2 separate regions of the Homo sapiens genome follow, and region 2 is linked to region 1. Evidence: read pairs that join two places in POLR2A ChIA-PET (ENCODE). Cell type or tissue: endothelial cell of umbilical vein. All regions are shown on one strand. Links, peaks and the distances in the headings refer to the core of each region. The heading gives the core; the rest is flanking DNA. Region 1 overlaps MECR (mitochondrial trans-2-enoyl-CoA reductase). Region 2 overlaps PTPRU (protein tyrosine phosphatase receptor type U).

The links. Peaks named below come from ENCODE experiments on the same cell type or tissue, not always from the same donor. Only the 100,000 strongest peaks of a DNase experiment are listed, where the experiment ranks them.
Region 2: POLR2A ChIA-PET joins it to region 1 with 5 read pairs; 2 of 35 experiments call an interaction of 5 or more read pairs at or near these places.

The regions. Positions count from the first base shown.
Region 1 is chr1:29,208,332-29,213,700 of GRCh38, forward strand. The region is part of intron 3 of MECR (mitochondrial trans-2-enoyl-CoA reductase); the gene reads right to left. Among named protein-coding and RNA genes, the nearest start is that of MECR, 20 kb to the right of the region's middle. RefSeq lists enhancers at 888-1,389, 2,158-2,277. In endothelial cell of umbilical vein, for the core only: no CTCF peak of the experiment used is centred there; a DNase peak (open chromatin) is centred at 2,090.
Region 2 is chr1:29,283,973-29,289,341 of GRCh38, forward strand. PTPRU (protein tyrosine phosphatase receptor type U) reads left to right here. Exons shown (of 30, transcript NM_133178.4): 13 at 1-4; 14 at 759-897. Among named protein-coding and RNA genes, the nearest start is that of PTPRU, 50 kb to the left of the region's middle. RefSeq lists enhancers at 1-211, 212-951. In endothelial cell of umbilical vein, for the core only: no CTCF peak of the experiment used is centred there; no DNase peak of the experiment used is centred there.

The DNA of each region.
Region 1 (5,369 bases), core at 212-5,211:
GTCAAGAGCACAGATGCCAAACCTGGTTTTGCTATTCTGCTAGTTTGAGAAAATTCCTGTCACTGAGTTTTAGTTACTCTAATGTGTAAATAGCACAGGCAAGAACAGCCTGACTCGCCTCCTCCAGGAGCTACTGTAGAAATCAAATGAGATAAGGAAATGAAAAATTCTATAAGCTTGAAAGAAATGAGCATCAACTCCCAGCCCACATTCCAGTTCCAGACAAAAGAATTCTAGAATGTCAGTACTGAGAAGGCCCTTATCGAACATCGACTTTGAACCCCTCATGCAACAGGGGAGGAAATGAGGAAGTGACTTGCCCAGAGCCCCCTGGCTTATCTAGGCAGAGTTGGAGCTGGAACCTGGGTATCTGGGCTGCCTTCCTTCCATCTACAGATATTTATCTTGCACCCAGGCACTTGAACAATACAGACAGTTTCCTTAGTTTCATTCTAGTGGAGTCGAACAGGTGAAAAAAAGCAGATATGATAATGATAAATTATAAAGAGACAGGAACATCAAGAGAATTACTTTAGATGGGAGTCAAGGATACTTCTCTGAGGAGGTGACAGGCTAAGAGTGAAAGGATAGAGGTGCTACCGTCTCAGAGCACACAAAGAACATCTTAGGTAGGGCATGCAGCAGATGCAGAGATGCTGTAGCAGGACAAAGGACTGGGATGGGATGATGCTGCACCGCAGGGTGGAGAGTGATGGGAAGAGTGGCTTGAGACATGGCTGGCCTGGCTGATGCAGCAGGGGCCGGGCAGGTGATATTAGACTTTCAGAATTCTGACCCACAGTAACCATGAGTTCCACTGTGAATTCGTACATATACATACATGAATGTACGTGTAACACAAGCCTGTGTTTCACAGAATACTTACCCTTACTATGTGTGATACTCTGCTATTTTTCATTCTTTTCTGCTCAACTTTAATTTTAAAAAGTGCTATTTGCAACTCACTAGATTGATTTCTCGAATGGGTCACAACCTGTGGTATGAGAACATGACCTCAGCACTGTGGTATGGAGAACTGATCTTGTTTTAGTGAATGAGTGAGTGGGAAGCCTGTAACAAGCTTTAAGAGGAGACTGAGATGATCCGATGTATGCTTTAAGATCACTTTATTGCTGGGTGAAGACTGTGGAGTGGGGAGGGGCAGCGTGGAAGCCAGAGGTCTTTGTGGGGGTCGAGGTATGAGATGATGGCTGCCTAGTCTGGGACTTTGGCAGTGGGGATGAGGAACAGAAGATGGATTTGAGTTCTATTTTAAAGACAGAATCAATAGGATTTGGTGAGGACTGCGTGAGGGGTCTGCACTCACACAGGCAGGATCTTGTATGAAGAAGGGGTGAAGAGGGTAGGCTTTGGAGTCAGAGAGACTCCAGCCTTGGTTCCACAGTGTCCTCACTGTGTCACCTTAGGGAAATTGCTTGGAGCCTTGTTGGCTCAGCATCTGGTCACAGTGGCAGCTCGGGGCCCTTGGCCTATGCTTCCAAAGCTCTTGGGCATGCCTGCTCACTATCCAGTTGCTGGGATTCTAATGGTGTCCTGGTCCTATGTGGGTCAGCTGTGGGAAGCAGGGGGCAGCCTGGGTAATCACTAACTGTGCTATAGGAAACGGGGATGTCAATGTGGGCTTTAGGGACCAAGAACTGGGGACAGGAGGCAGGAACACTTTTTTTTTTTTTTTTGAGATGGAGTCTTGCTTTGTCGCTCAGGCTGGAGTGCAGTGGCACGATCTCAGCTCACTGCAAGCTCTGCCTCCAAGGCTCCCGCCATTCTCCTGCCTCAGCCTCCCAAGTAGCTGGGACTACACGTGCCCGCCACCACACCCGGCTAATTTTTTTGTATTTTTTAGTAGAGATGGGGTTTCACTGTGTTAGCCAGGATGGTCTCGATCTCCTGACCTCGTGATCCGCCCATCTTGGCCTCCCAAAGTGCTGGGATTATAGGCATGAGTCACTGTACCCGGCCCAGGAACACTTTTTATAGAAGGCTGTGTCAATCCTAGAGTAGGTCTATGGCTGAGAAAATAAGAGACTGAAAAGGCGAGGATTCCTCTGTAATCCAGGAAGTGCCCCAGCATCCTGTGGGCTTCCCCCGGACTGGCCTTCAAATCATCGTTCCCATTCATCTCAGCTAACACTTACTGTACTCTACCGTGCACCAAATGCTTAGTGCAGGGCTTTCTATGTATGAAATCCAGGGCATTTTCTAATTCCCCTTATGGCACGACAATGGAAATCCAACCCTTGATATGGATTTCTGGGGCTTAGCAGTCCCTAATCCTCTTCTCAAGAGACTCTGGGTGGGAGGGAGGCAGCACCCGTGGTCAGAGACAAGGGCTTTCAGGGTTTCAAGTAGAACTCTTAGGCTTGAAGTTGGAGAGACCTGCTTAAAAACCCTGGCTCTACCACTCACTAGTGTGTGACTTTGAATGATCACTTCACCTTTTTTGAGTTTCCATTTCCCTAATCTGTGAAATGCAGAGAGTAACACTTATGTCATAGTGTGAAGATTAAACTAAAGACATTTGTACAGAGACTATCACTATGCCTAGTACACAGTGGGTGTATAACACACATTGTTTTCCTTTAATGATGCTAATTCCCAGACTTTAGCTCTGAGGATTCCCAATTCCTCAGTCATATGCAACTGACCCTTAACCATCTCCATTGTTGAACTTGGGGGTCAGCAAACTGTGGCCTGTGGGCTAAATCTGCCTCACCACTTGTTTTTGTAAATAAAGGGTTTTTTTTTTTTTTGTTTTGAGACAAGAGTCTTACTCTGTTGCCCAGGTTGGAGTGTGGCTTACTGCAACTTCTGCTTCCTGGTCTCGAGCTATCCTTCCATGTCAGCCTCCCCAGTGGCTGGGACTACAGGTGTACGCTGCCACACTTCGCTAATTTTTTGTAGAGATGGACTTTCACCAAGTTGCCCAGGCCATTCTTGAACTCTTGGACTCAAGCGATCTGCCCGCCTTGGCCTCCCATGCTGGGATTACAGGCATGAGCCACCATGCCTGGTCCTGTAAATAAAGTTTTATTGGAACACAGCCATGTTCACTCAATTGTTTATATATTGCCTGTGGCTGTTTACGATAGTAGAGTTGGGTAGTCACAAAGATGATATAGCCTACGAAGCCTAAAATATTTACTATTTGGCCCTTTAAGATAAAAATTTGCCAACTCCTGATCTAATGCATACAGAAATTTGGCATTTGCAAAGATCATTGCATATATTCTCAGTTGAGTACTGCTGAGACATGCTAGGCAGTGACAATTAGTCCCATTTTCGAGATGAAAAAACTGAGGCTCAAAGTAGCTGTGACTTAAATTAGGTCATACAGCGGAGCTGGAAAGAGAACTTGCCCCCTGATTCCAAAGCCAGTGCACTTTCTACGGCTCTGTGCTTCCTCAGGAAGGTTTTGCATATTTCCCAAGGAGAAAGTCAGTTGGCAAAGATCTATCCACACCATCTGGTCTGGTCTCCCCTGGGATTGGCTGCACGTGGGAAAAGGCTGGCTATGGGCTTAGCAACAGCTAGGCAGCTCAGAACCATGAAAAATGACCAAGCTGTGGCCAACTAAGAACTTACCTGTTTAATAGTTGCCACTCTTACTAAATGGCAGTCTTCACGAGAAGAAAGACCATGTCTGTTCACTGCTGTGTCCTCAAGCCCAGCATGCTGCAGATGCTCACAAAATGTTTACTGAATACACTGAGTTAATTGCAGTCCTCACAATTATAAAATCCTCATCCTCTCTGGCTGGCACCTTGCTTAAAAGACTCACCTGCTGGCCAGGCGCAGTGGCTCAATGCCTGTAATCCCAACATTTTGGGAGGCCGAGGCGGGCAGATCACCTGAGGTCAGGAGTTCAAGACCAGCCTGGCCAACAAGACGAAACCCCATCTCTACTAAAAGTACAAAAATTAGCCAGGTGTAGTGGTGGGCGCCTGTAGTCCCAGCTACTCGGGAGGCTGAGGCAGGAGAATTGCTTGAACCCATGAGGTGGAGGTTGCAGGTTGCAGTGAGCCAAGATTGCACCAGCCTGGGCAACAGAGCGAGACTCTGTCTCAAAAGATAAACAAAACAAAACAAAAGAATCACCTTTTCTCCAGGGAAGAATCCCTGTTCTGGGTACCCCCACCACCACATGTACAATTACCCATACACCTGGCAGACATCCTTTATTGTTCTCTTCTCCAAACTGAAAGTATTGCCAAGTCCTGTTACTTTAGCCCTTGACTCCATGCCCTCTTCTCCAGCCCTACGACACTGTCTTATTCAGACCCTCACACTTCATCATCTGAAGCCTGACTTGTTTGCCCACCTCCTCACTGGCTTTCTGCCTCCACCCTCTGCCTTTCCAGACCAATGGTTTCCAGACCATTCTCTGCATTGCACAAATCCTATCAAATCATTCCTCTACTTAACTCTCTGTTGGTACCCCTCGCACCGTGGATGCAGGACCGCTGGGACCCAGCCCCACCCCACCTTTCCAGCTCCATCTCACTTCTCTCCCACTCGCACCCATGAGCCAGCCACCCTGAGCTACCTGCAGTTCCCCACCAGTGCTGTGCCTTCTCTCATCACTTACGTTCACACACGCTGCACTCTGTGCCTGGGAAGCCCCTCCTCACCTAGCCCACTGGCTGCACTTCCAGCAGCTCTTCCAGACTGAGTTCAAGCATCACTTCTCTGGGAAGCCTTTCTTAACGCTTTCCAAGATAGAGGACTCTTGTCTTGGTGTCAATCCTGTGATTATGGCACTTGTAATACTGTATTGTATTAAGTGTTGTTTTTCCATTTCTGGGCCTCCCACTGCCAGCCAAGAGCACTCTGAGGGCAGGAACTGTCTGCTCACCTTGATAGGACCTTCACTTAGCACGGGGGCTGGCCCGAAGCACTGGCATCAGGATCCAGTGAATCCTTGCAGCTCTCAATTTGCTCAAATGGCTGAGCTCCTTCACCGCCAGGTGGGTGTAGGAGACGGTGGAGCCATTCTTGGCAGCCTTCCTGATCTCAGAGAAGCAAAGAGCTTGTAGTAGACTCCTATTACTGTTTTTTTTTTTCCTGCCTAGTATCTTTTTCTCTCTACAAGTGCTCCTTCCTAATCTCTGGGGCTGTCAACCACAAGGCCCCACCTGTATCACAGAGGAGGGTGAGAGACTCAATCAGAGCAACCGGAGTGGCCCTACCCCGCCCCAGGGGACTGGTTCAGGGATGGGCAAGGCCCATTCAGGGCCCTTCTGGGGGATGGATATGGTTGTGCTGGACATGATTGTGGAGGATATGCTCATTTGTTTGTTTTTAGGGTGATATGAACCTCAGGCTGCTGGTGGCCATCTATGAGAGGTATG
Region 2 (5,369 bases), core at 188-5,187, 76 kb after region 1:
AAAGGTAAGTCCGCTGAGTTCCTGCAGCCTTTCAGCGGCAGGTTTCTCACCTGCCCAGCGCTGGGGAGGTGGATCCTGAGGACCTACGGCTGTGGGAGTAGAGGAGGGTGGTTGGGCAGTCCTGGGGCCAGGAGGGGCTTCCTGCTGGGTTTCCATGTGCCCTACCTCAAGGGCGCCTTCTCCCAGGGTGACAGCAGGGGCCTGGAGCAGGCTTGTGGAGAGGAGCCATTATAGTTGGGCCTTGGGGGTGATGGGTACAGGGTGCTGGTTCTGGGTTACGTATCTGTCCGGCTTTCCTGTGGTGGGGGAGAAGGTGAGGTCAGCATGGGCCCTGTGCTATAGGTATCTTTCCTGCTTCCAGACAGGGAATGTGGTTGGTTTCCCATCCTGAGATGGACTAACCATGCCCTAGGTACACAATTCCTAATCCCTGTTACCTCCCAGGAGGGCAAGAGGGTGGGGCTGAAGCCCAGGTGTCTGCTCTCCCCTATCCACTGAGAGCTGGGAGGATCTGAGAAAGTGGGAAGCGAGGGAAGCTATTCCTGGCAAAGGAGCCATATCAGTGAGGACTGTGGCGTGGAAGTGCAGAAGGTATCAGGGATGGTGAGGAGGTAGATTTGCTCAAAAGGCAGGACACACATTGAGGATGTAGGGCGGTTTGTGCAGCCCAGTTTGTTCCTTGGGCACAGCCACCTACAGGAGGGGCTCGATGGTCCCTGTCTTTCCTCTGATCCCTTGTTCTGCTTTGTTCTCCCCAGCTGCCTGCAAGGAAAGCAAGCGGCCCCTGGAGGTGTCCCAGAGATCGGAGGAGATGGGGCTTATCCTGGGCATCTGTGCAGGGGGGCTTGCTGTCCTCATCCTTCTCCTGGGTGCCATCATTGTCATCATCCGCAAAGGGTGAGTGAGGCCGGTGCCCTGTCCCACCAGTGGCTTCTACCCCTTAGAGGCCTGGTGGCACAGAGGAATAGTGGCTAAGAGCTGGTAGGGCAGCTGTCCTGCAGGTGTGTGGAGGGCTGCCAGCCTGGGCATCGCCTCTACAGATGGATCTGAGCTGGGTGGTGGGAAGCCAGAGACTGGGAAGATGGGGCTGCCCTGGAGTGGCATGGCTGGAGTACAGTTCTGGCTGGTGCCAGGTGCTGCCATCCAGGGAGGGGTGCTCAGTGCCTGGTGCCAAGGAGCTATGCCTGCTGGGACTGTTTCAATAGGGAGGGCATAGAGGTGACCTGGCTTTGAACCCCTACCCTCCTGCAGACCTTCAGCCAAGGTGTCTGCCCTGCTTATGGGATTGTGCAGTTGACCTGAGCAGAGGATGGAGCTCACTCCTCTTTAAACCAAGGGCCCTGAGCCATGGCTCTTCCCGGGATCCACCTTCTCTCAGGCTCAACTTGCCCTGGACCCTGTTCCTGTGGATCCTTGAGGAGCCCTCCTGGGCCTGTGACTGATAAACCCCTCCCCCTGCCGCCCCTACTATCCCTCGTGTCTCAAAGGTCCAGCCTGTGTTTGCATGAAATGTGTTTCCTAGCGGATTTGCAGAGGGCAGCATATATCCCAGGACATTGTGGAATCCAGAACCTAGAATCTTGCAGTTTCAGAAATGTAGGATTTAGGACTCTAGGAATCTTAGGCTTTAGAATTGTAGAGGCTCAGAGCCCCAGAACGTAAGAGCTGCCAGGTAGTTCAAGGCCATCTAGTCTAGTGGTTTTCAAATCTTTTTAAAGAAACAGAACCTGCCTTCAAAACACCAGAAAACCCTTCCCTGGGAGCCTAGTAAAATGGAGCAGATGAAGGCTGAGCAGCAGTGCTGGTCGGAAGCTGAGTGGGGGCTTCTGGGACTTTTCTGTTTGCCAGCTCTGCCCCACCATGTTCCCCACCAGGCAGCCGTGGGACACTGTGGTCCAAGCGCCTTAAATGAGGGATGGGGATGTTGAGGCCTAGAGGGCACGCAGGGCTGCCCAAGGCTACCCGGAGAGCCAGAGGCAGAGCCAGCTCCACCCTTCCCCACCTGGGCTCTGGCTTCTATAGCCCCTACTGCTGCCAGGCTGGGCATACATGGATGAGTTGGTTGTATCTCTGGGCTGCCAGGAGCGGATAATAGGATCCAGGAAGATGAGAGAGAGAGCTGGCTGGGGCCACCTTGCCTGAGGCCAGACACCAGCAAGAGAGAGAGAGTCTAGGGGTGGAGTGTGCAGCGGAGTGGAGGAGATGGGGGGGATGGCCCAGCCAGGGCGATACACTCTGATTTTTCCCCTCGTTGTTCCTGCACAGCTTTAAGAGAGACTATTTTAAAGTATCATTTAATGAGGGATTACTATGTGCCAGGAGCTTCACACACATCATCCATGAGTACATTAGTTATTGGACATCTACTGTGTACCAGGCACTGTTCTGCACTCAGCATGCGTCAGAGAACATTTCCTTCTTGGATCTTGACTGACTCCCTTTTTTTTGGATGAAGAAACTGTAATGAAAGCACCTTGCCCAGGCCACTTGGCTGATGAGCAGTAGGGCCTGACTTCAACTCAGGCTCGCCTACAAATGTGAAGGCCTCACTGAGTCTGGTGCATAGGCAGTGCCCCCAGAATGGCAAGCCCCTGACTTTCCCCCAGCAGGGGGCCTGAGAAGTGACTTTAAGTAGGGCTGGGGCTGGAGAGGGCTATAGTGGAGGGGGCAGATTTCAGTTTCAGGTGGTATTTGAGGTCCTAGAAATCTACCCTCAAGGAGAAGAGGATTGGCAGAGTGAGGGGTGTCAAAGAGAGCCCTGCAAAGAGAGCACTGGGCCCAGGACAGGCTGGATCAGAAATGTTGTCAGGGCCTCACTGGGAAACCTTCCATTATGTATTTGCTACCCCATAAACCCAAGTTATCCCAGATGCCTCCAGGAACCCCTCATCCCCCATCACTCTGGACCTCCTTACTTCCTCTAAAAGCCATTCAGTCTCACTGTGTAGTACCCACTGCATGCCCCTGGATCTGAGCCTGGCCTTCAGGGCCTTCCGTGCTCCTCAGGGCTTTTGCAGTCTGCATTGTGGGTATCATGGGATGCAGCAGCCCTGGCAGGGATGGGGGTGTTCAGATCAACGTGGGGTGCCAACATAACTAACAAGAGTAGGAAGTTGCTGAGGAGGGCAGTTACCACGCCCCCAGGAGGGAGTCCCAGGGGGATTATGGGTAATAGAGGCCAGCTGGAAGAAGATTTCAGATTCTCCATCCTGCCCTGCCTCTGTGGACCATCAGACTGGATGCATCTGCTGTAGGGGAATTCCAGGGCCTGGAAGGGAGGCTGGTGACCCCAGGCCAGGTCAGATCCCCTGGCTGTGCTTCCAGAAGTCCCCATACCCCACCCTTCTCCATGGCAGCACTTTCTTCTCCCTGCACTTTGTCATTTACTTACTTGTAGTGTTTTGCTCAATGCTTGCCTCCCCTCCTGGGTTAAGAGCTCCATGAAGGGCAGAGAAAGCCCTGTCTTGTCTATATCTCCACAGTCTAGCCCAGGGGAGTCGGGTCTCCCCACTCTGAGGTGTAGGGAGGAGTGGTTTGTGGGCACTGCTGGGTGCTTCCCGGTGCTGAGGCCTCACAGCAGTCCCTGTGGGAGATTATTATTAACCTCACTGTGTATGTATGTTTTTTTTTTTTTTTTTTTTAAATGGACTCAAGCTCTGTCATCCAGGCTAGAGTGCGGTGGCGCGATCTCAGCTCACTGCAAGCTCTGCCTCCCAGGTTCACGCCATTCTCCTGCCTCAGCCTTCCAAGTAGCTGGGACTACAGGCGCCCACCACCACGCCCAGCTAATTTTTTTTTTATTTTTAGTAGAGACGGGGTTTCACCTTGTTAGCCAGGATGGGTATGTATGTATTTTTTGAGACAGAGTTTTGCTCTTGTTGTCCAGGCTGGAGTGCAGTGATGCAGTCTTGGCTCACTGCAACCTCTGCCTCCTGGGTTCAAGTGATTCTCCTGCCTCAGCCTCCTGAGTAGCTGGGATTACAGGCGCCCACCACCATACTCGGCTAATTTTTTGTATTTTTAGTAGAGACAGGGCATCATCATGTTGGCCAGGCTGGTCTCAAACTCCCGACCTCAGGTGATCCACCCGCCTCGGCCTCCCAAAATGCAGGGATTATAGGCCTACCTGAGCCACCATGCCCAGGCTTAACCTCACTTTTTAAAGAAGAAAGTGGAAGCGCATGGAGGTGAAGTTCTTTTATTTATTTTTCCTCATTTATTGATTACTCCATTCAACAAAATATTTATTGTGGGATTACAATGTGTGGGGCCCTGGGGAAACTGAGGGAGACAAAAAGACAAGGATTCTGTCCTCCTGTACTTTGTAGCCAGTGGAGAGCCTGGCATGAAATTAGAAAAAGCACAAATGGAAGAGATAATTGCAAATTGTGAAAAGAACAGGGTGCTGGGTGTTGGGGGCAAAGAGAATACAAGAGACATCATGTAGCTGGCACTCGTGGGAGAGTGGTCCGGGAAGGCCCTTTTGAAGGCACAATGTGTCAACTGAGGCCAGAAGAATGCCATTTCTTCAGCCGTGTCCTCCCTCGTGGGGCCTCTGCAACAGCCCCAGCGCCCTAGACTCTCCCCTCTCTCCCTGGGATGGAGGAGATGTGCTCTGTGACCTGGGGCCAAGCTCCTGCCTTTGCTGGTCCGTCTTCCGCTCTCCTCCCCTTCATCTGCAGGATTTCCTGTGGAAGGCCATTCTTTGGGGTCCCTGCTGACAGGGTGATGTGGGGGCAAGTGAATGGAGGCCTCTGGAGAGCCTGGGAGGGGAGCACAGAGGAAGTTCCAGGACCAGGGTCCTGGGGCAGGTGTTTGCTCTGGACTCTGCCACTGACCCCCAGAGAGGCCCAGGTAGCCCATGCTCCCTGACTCAGCTTCCCCGCCTATGAAATGGGAATCCAACCTGCTTTACACTGTGGGTGCTTTGCGGTAAGGTAGGGCTCTTGATGGAAGCTGTGCCCCAGGTGCTCCCAGAGGGGATGACCTGGCTCCTTTAGTGGATCCCACACCCAGGGGCAGGCAGGGTAGGTAAGGGTGGGCCCTAGTTGTGTCCTGGGCATACATCTGGAGTCCTCTCCATCCTGCCCCCTTTCTGTCCCCACCCAGGTGGAGGTGCAGGCAAAGGGCTGACCCCTTATGGGCAGAGGGCCGTGCAGGGTGGGAGGGTGGGGGATGAGAACAGCCCTGGTAAGCACAGTTAGCCTAGAGAGTATGAGTCTGTGTGTGTCAGGGGATGTCTAATGTGTGTGTGTGTGTGTTTGTGAATATATGTCTAAGTGAGTGTGTGTCAAGTGTGTCTGAATACATGTGTATGCATGTCTGCACCTGTGTGTCTGCATTTGTGGGTGTTGATATGTGTTTCTCCA